2 separate regions of the Homo sapiens genome follow, and region 2 is linked to region 1. Evidence: chromatin loops called from intact Hi-C (ENCODE). Cell type or tissue: PC-9. All regions are shown on one strand.

Region 1 (2,500 bases):
TTTTCCATGTTGTCCAGGCTCGTCTCAAACTCCTGGTCCCAAGCATTCATCCCATCCCAGCCTCCCAAAGTGCTGGGATTGCAGGCACGAGCCACTGCTCCAGAATCAAAGCAATGTTTATTCTGCTCACGAATCTACAACTTGGATAGGACTCACTGGGGCTCATGTCTGCTTCACTCAGCATCAGCTGGGCCACTTGAAGACAGGGGACTGGAACCTTCTGAAAGCTCTCTCACTTACAAGTCTGGCAATTGATGCTGGCTCTCAGATGGGGCTGTGACCAGGATACCTACAGGTGGCTTTTCTGTGCATCTGCTTGGGCTTCCTCACAGCATGGAGACTGGGTTCCGAGGATGAGCACCCTGAGAAAGAGAGAGCCAGGCAGAAGTTATCCCCTTTTATGACTTAGCCTTCAAAGTCACCTGGGGTCACTCCTGCCACAGTCTCAGGCCTGCTAGATTGAAGGGATGGGAACATAAATCCCATATCTCCATGAAGGAGATCAAGTCATCGAGGTCATTGTAAGGAGGGCATGTGGCATAGGATATATCCGTGCATTCACCTTTGGAAAATACAATCAGCCACAGAGAGCAAACAACCCCACCACCATCCCACCCCTGAGCTTTCACGGGTGTCAGTGACAACAAGCATCGTAGGATGAAAAGAAGTCAGCAATCATGAAAAAATAAAGCAGCAAGAAGTACAATCCTTTCCACCTCGTCTCCCATGAGAGCAGGAGGTTGGGAATGAATCCATCTCCCTGAACTAGAGAAGAGACGTGCAAGGTCACTGGGCCGAGCCTGTGGGTTTGGGTTTCTCAGCTGGCCTGTTACGATGAAGCTTGTTCTTGTCTATTGCTGCACACCAAATTACCATAAATTTAGCAGCTTTAAACAACACCCGTTTATTATCTCACAGTTTTGTAGGTCAGGAGTCCAAGCAGGCTTGGCTGGGTTCTGCTCCGGTCATTACAAGGCTGAAATCCAGGTGTCCGCCAGAAATTCTGTTAGCCAGGGCTTCTATCATCAGTTCTTCTCTGCAGGGCGCTGCTAGGGAGGTCCTGACCACCAGAGGGCACTAGAACCACAATCCCGGTCCCAGGGAACTTTGCTTGTGCTCCCGCCCCTTTCTGTCAAAATGCTGTCCGGCCACCAGCGGCAGCAGCGTCTGGGAACTTGTTTGAAAAGCAGAACCTCAGGACTTAAAACCAGACCTGCTGAATCAAAATCTGCATTTTGTCAACTCCCCCACCCAGGCAATTGGTGTGCACCCTTGAGGGCCAGGCTGTAACTCAGTGGTTCTCTACCTTGGCTGCGTGTTAGAACCACCAGAGGAAGTGTGTGTGTGTGTGTGTGTGTGTGTGTGTGTGTGTGTGTGTGTGTGTTTGAGATGGAGTCTCCCTCTGTCGCCCAGGCTGTAGTGCAATGGCGCGATCTCTGTTCACTGCAACCTCCGCCTCCCGGGTTCAAGCGATTCTCCCTCCTCAGCCTCCAGAGTAGCTGGGATTACAGGCTCCCACCATTACGCCCGGCTAATTTTTGTATTTTAGTAGAGACGGGGTTACACCATGTTGACCAGGCTGGTCTCGAACTCCTTACCCCAAGTGATCTGCCCAGCTCGGCCTCCCAAAGTGCTGGGATTACAGGTGTGAGCTACCGCGCCTGGCCCAGAGGAACTTTTAAAATCCCTGATGCAAGGGACTACCCCCAGAGATTTTGATTGCATTGGTCTGGGGTGCAGCCTGCTGCCCGGATTGTTAAAAGTTTCCCTGGGGATTTTACTGTGCAGTTAAGGTTGAGAAGGGCTGCAAGCCTGGGTCATTGCACACTGTAAGAACCTTGTGTATGAATGGAACTGTGCTATGGAACAACTCCACACCACCTGTGTGTGTAGGCATAGGAGAAACACATAAACCCTGACCCTCAAGGGTCTCCTGGAATGCAAGACCTCAGCCCTCAGGGGCCTTCAGATAAAGGTGCGGTCAGGGCAAACATGGAACACCAAGGACGTGTGATATTATTTTCCAGGTGCTTCAAAGACTCAAGTCAAACACCAACTGCTCAGATAGCAAATTCTAGTTCACCCACCCCACCCATGCTCAGTGATGGGGCTCACGGCAGTTTCCTGTAAGTGTTTGCTGGGCTCGCCTTTCTAACTCCACTGTGGGCCCCCTGAGAGAAGTAATGAGTCGGGTCCCCACTCAATGGAGCCCTGTTCGCAGTTGCTTTTGTGACGTAGGAAGAAACCAGCTGGTGGTGGAATTGGTGAGTTGTGCTCCAGGAAAGAAGGTGCCTGGAAGACAGAGATCAGCGATGTTAGGAGGCACTCTAAAAAAATATATTCTTTCCTATTTATATAGAGCTTCATGGTTCCCAAAGCACTCTTAGGTGCACTGTTGCATTTTTGTAACACCCATCTGCATTAGATTAGAGTTTATCTGTACAGATGAGGAAAACTGAGTGACAGAGGCGTAAATAGATATGCGGGAATTTGCATGAGT
Region 2 (2,500 bases), 140 kb after region 1:
CTCCCACAGGTGCTGAGACCACAGCGCTGTTCCACAAAGCCCCAGGAAGCCACATTACCCTGTCCACCGGCCTCTCTAGCCCCATCTTGCCCAGGAAGTGGGACCTTGGCGTATCGCTGTGACCACACCTCCCAGCCGGTCAGCCTGGCCGCTCAGGCTCTACCTGCAAAGGCAAGGCCCCACCCAACCAGCACCCCTCTCATGGCTGGGGGTGCCTCCAGGCTGCCCTCTCTAGGGCCAGGAGCCTGCAGAAACGCTCCCAGCCTTGAATAAAGAGCAACGAAATTATTGAAACAAAATCAATAAAAGTTTGAATCAGGGATGGTATAACATGCTCTGGCTTTGATTCTGTGCTTTAATTCAGCGTTCCTGAAAAACTTATGATGTCAGAAACTATCTGTAGGTTTGGTTTTTTTCATTTTGCAAGAATTCCCAGGATATGGAGAAATCACAGCCACTCACAGCCTTAACAGGTTCTTTGGGCCCAAATGATTCCAAAAGCAAAACGAGAGAAACTTTTTCAAATATGTTTATTATGTATATTATATACAATATATTAATAAAACATATTACCTACATGCATTTAAAACATAACTGAAGTCAGATTGGCCCAGAAGACTCACTCCAAATGAGACCTAATCCCCAATAGGGTGCAAGTGACTGCACAAACTCTACTCCTCACAGCCCTTCCTAAGACTCAGTGTGCTCATCACACTAGGGTCTCAGAGTCCTTCTGACCATAAACCCAAGCCCCAGCGCCAGCCCAACACACACTTGGACGCAGCATGTTCACGTCCAGCCTAGGAAGAATTTATGGTTGACCTGGATTGGGTAAAAACCGTAAACGTCTGTACCTCAGAATGTAAGATCATGGTGTTTAAAACTACAGAACATTCAGAGGTTGTCAGAAGTCTCTAATTGCTGGTCCCCCAGGTTGAAACCAGCCCTTAGGTTGAAATTTTGACCTGCAAATTTTTTTTTAAATCTGAACCAAATTTTTTAAATTAAACCCCTTTAAGGTAGTACATTTTCAAGATGCAAAATTCAAAAAATATAAGAGGGCACGTGATAATGAGTGAGTCTCACTTCCACCCCACCCTCCAGCCTCCCAGTTTCCCTCTCCAGAAGCCATGGGTATGGATGCCAATCTCCAAAAATATTTTATTCATTACAAGTATATACATATGCATTATTTTACCGCTCACAAATGGTAGCACACTGCACGGTTTCCCAATACCTTGTTTTTTTTCCCCTTAGCAAGCTGTCTGGGAAATACTTCTGTATCTAACCACGGGCAGGGGTGTTCCTCCAAGATTTTTAGACAACAGTTCTCCAGTTCACCCCGTTCCGGTGAAGGGCAGAGCACCCCCCGCCCTTCCCAGCCACCCTGTACACGCCCCTACTCGCTCTCGGATGCCTGCAGTTCCCAGGCTTCCCAGCAGAGGGAGACACCATTCCACTCCCAAGACCACCAAGGGGTCGTCCCAGACACAAGCTTCAAGGGTCTAGGGAAGAGACGCTATCCGCCCAGACACAAAGACCCCCCTTAGCTATACTGAGTTGGCCTCCGGGCCTCCCCTTCCTGTTTCTATCTCCTCCTGGACCTGTTGCTTAGAGCCCTACCCCGAGGTCCCCCCGCCCGGCTTCCTTATGGGAACTGGCCCCGCCTTAAGAGTGGTAGGAGGGAGCCTTACCCTTGTCTAGGACCTGGGCTTGACAACTTGCCCCAGGGAACCACATAGAGAAGGGGTGTAGCGCTGGGCGAACATTGCCCTCCCCGATCCCTCAGCGATGACAAGTGGGGGGTCCTTCTCTCTGCCCCCAGCAGGCCAGTTTCCGGAAGAGCCTTGACCCAAACCCCCTTTTCCTGTCCTGTGCTCCACACTCCCAGCAGCTGCTTCTCCCTGGCCAGGCCCTGCAGCCCTCCTCCCCGCCCCCACGGTGGTGTTGGGGTCGCCTGGAGTCCAGCTGGTGTCCAGGGCAGAGCTACCCCTTTCCTGGCCCTACCCCTCCCCGTGACCCCAATCCTCCGCCAACCGCTCAAAGGATCCTTGTTCTCCATCCAGCCCCCAGACAAAAGTCCCTCTGTCTAAGAAGGCGGAATTGAGGGGAGGGGGCACCCCCAACTGGGACCATGGGGGAGCCTGCACAGACCCCATCCGGAAGGAATGCCTGGAGGAGGAGGAGCAGGAGACAGGGGAGGAAAGGGGGAGGGAGGCTTGTACAGTGCTGGGGGCCTTATGTGGACTAGGAGGCAGCCGCCCCCACCAGCACCCACTCTGTAGACCCAGGCGTCTGGCTCCCAGCACCCACGGAAAGAGCCTGGCTAGGAAACTGCAGCCTGGTGCCTGGCAGACAGTTCTCATTCTCCCCAGGGCAGGGAGCAGGTTATGACCAGGACTAAGGTCCCAGAGTCCCCACCCTGACCCCTCCCTGCTGTTCCAGCCGCTCCCTCATATCCACCCCTGCCCCATCTCCTGACTTTGGTCACGCTAGCATC

What was found. A loop is a pair of places that touch in the nucleus more often than their neighbours do. Peaks named below come from ENCODE experiments on the same cell type or tissue, not always from the same donor. Only the 100,000 strongest peaks of a DNase experiment are listed, where the experiment ranks them.
Region 2: a loop joins it to region 1, with 3.0 times the contacts of the local background. A loop is called at or near these places in 2 of 110 quality-filtered maps.

What each region holds. Positions count from the first base shown.
Region 1 is chr19:34,972,268-34,974,767 of GRCh38, forward strand. It overlaps LOC124904700 (a long non-coding RNA gene), which reads right to left and starts at 1,360. Exons shown (of 2, transcript XR_007067237.1): 1 at 917-1,360; 2 at 99-362. In PC-9, a CTCF peak has its summit at 1,078 (motif pointing right); a DNase peak (open chromatin) is centred at 1,104; H3K27me3 peaks cover 940 bases.
Region 2 is chr19:35,113,338-35,115,837 of GRCh38, forward strand. FXYD3 (FXYD domain containing ion transport regulator 3) reads left to right here and starts at 2,486. Exons shown (of 9, transcript NM_005971.4): 1 at 2,486-2,500. LOC124904701 (hepatitis A virus cellular receptor 1-like) reads left to right here. Exons shown (of 3, transcript XR_007067238.1): 3 at 10-332. In PC-9, CTCF peaks have their summits at 1,465 (motif pointing right) and 1,665; a DNase peak (open chromatin) is centred at 1,654; H3K4me3 peaks cover 1,538 bases; H3K27ac peaks cover 1,109 bases.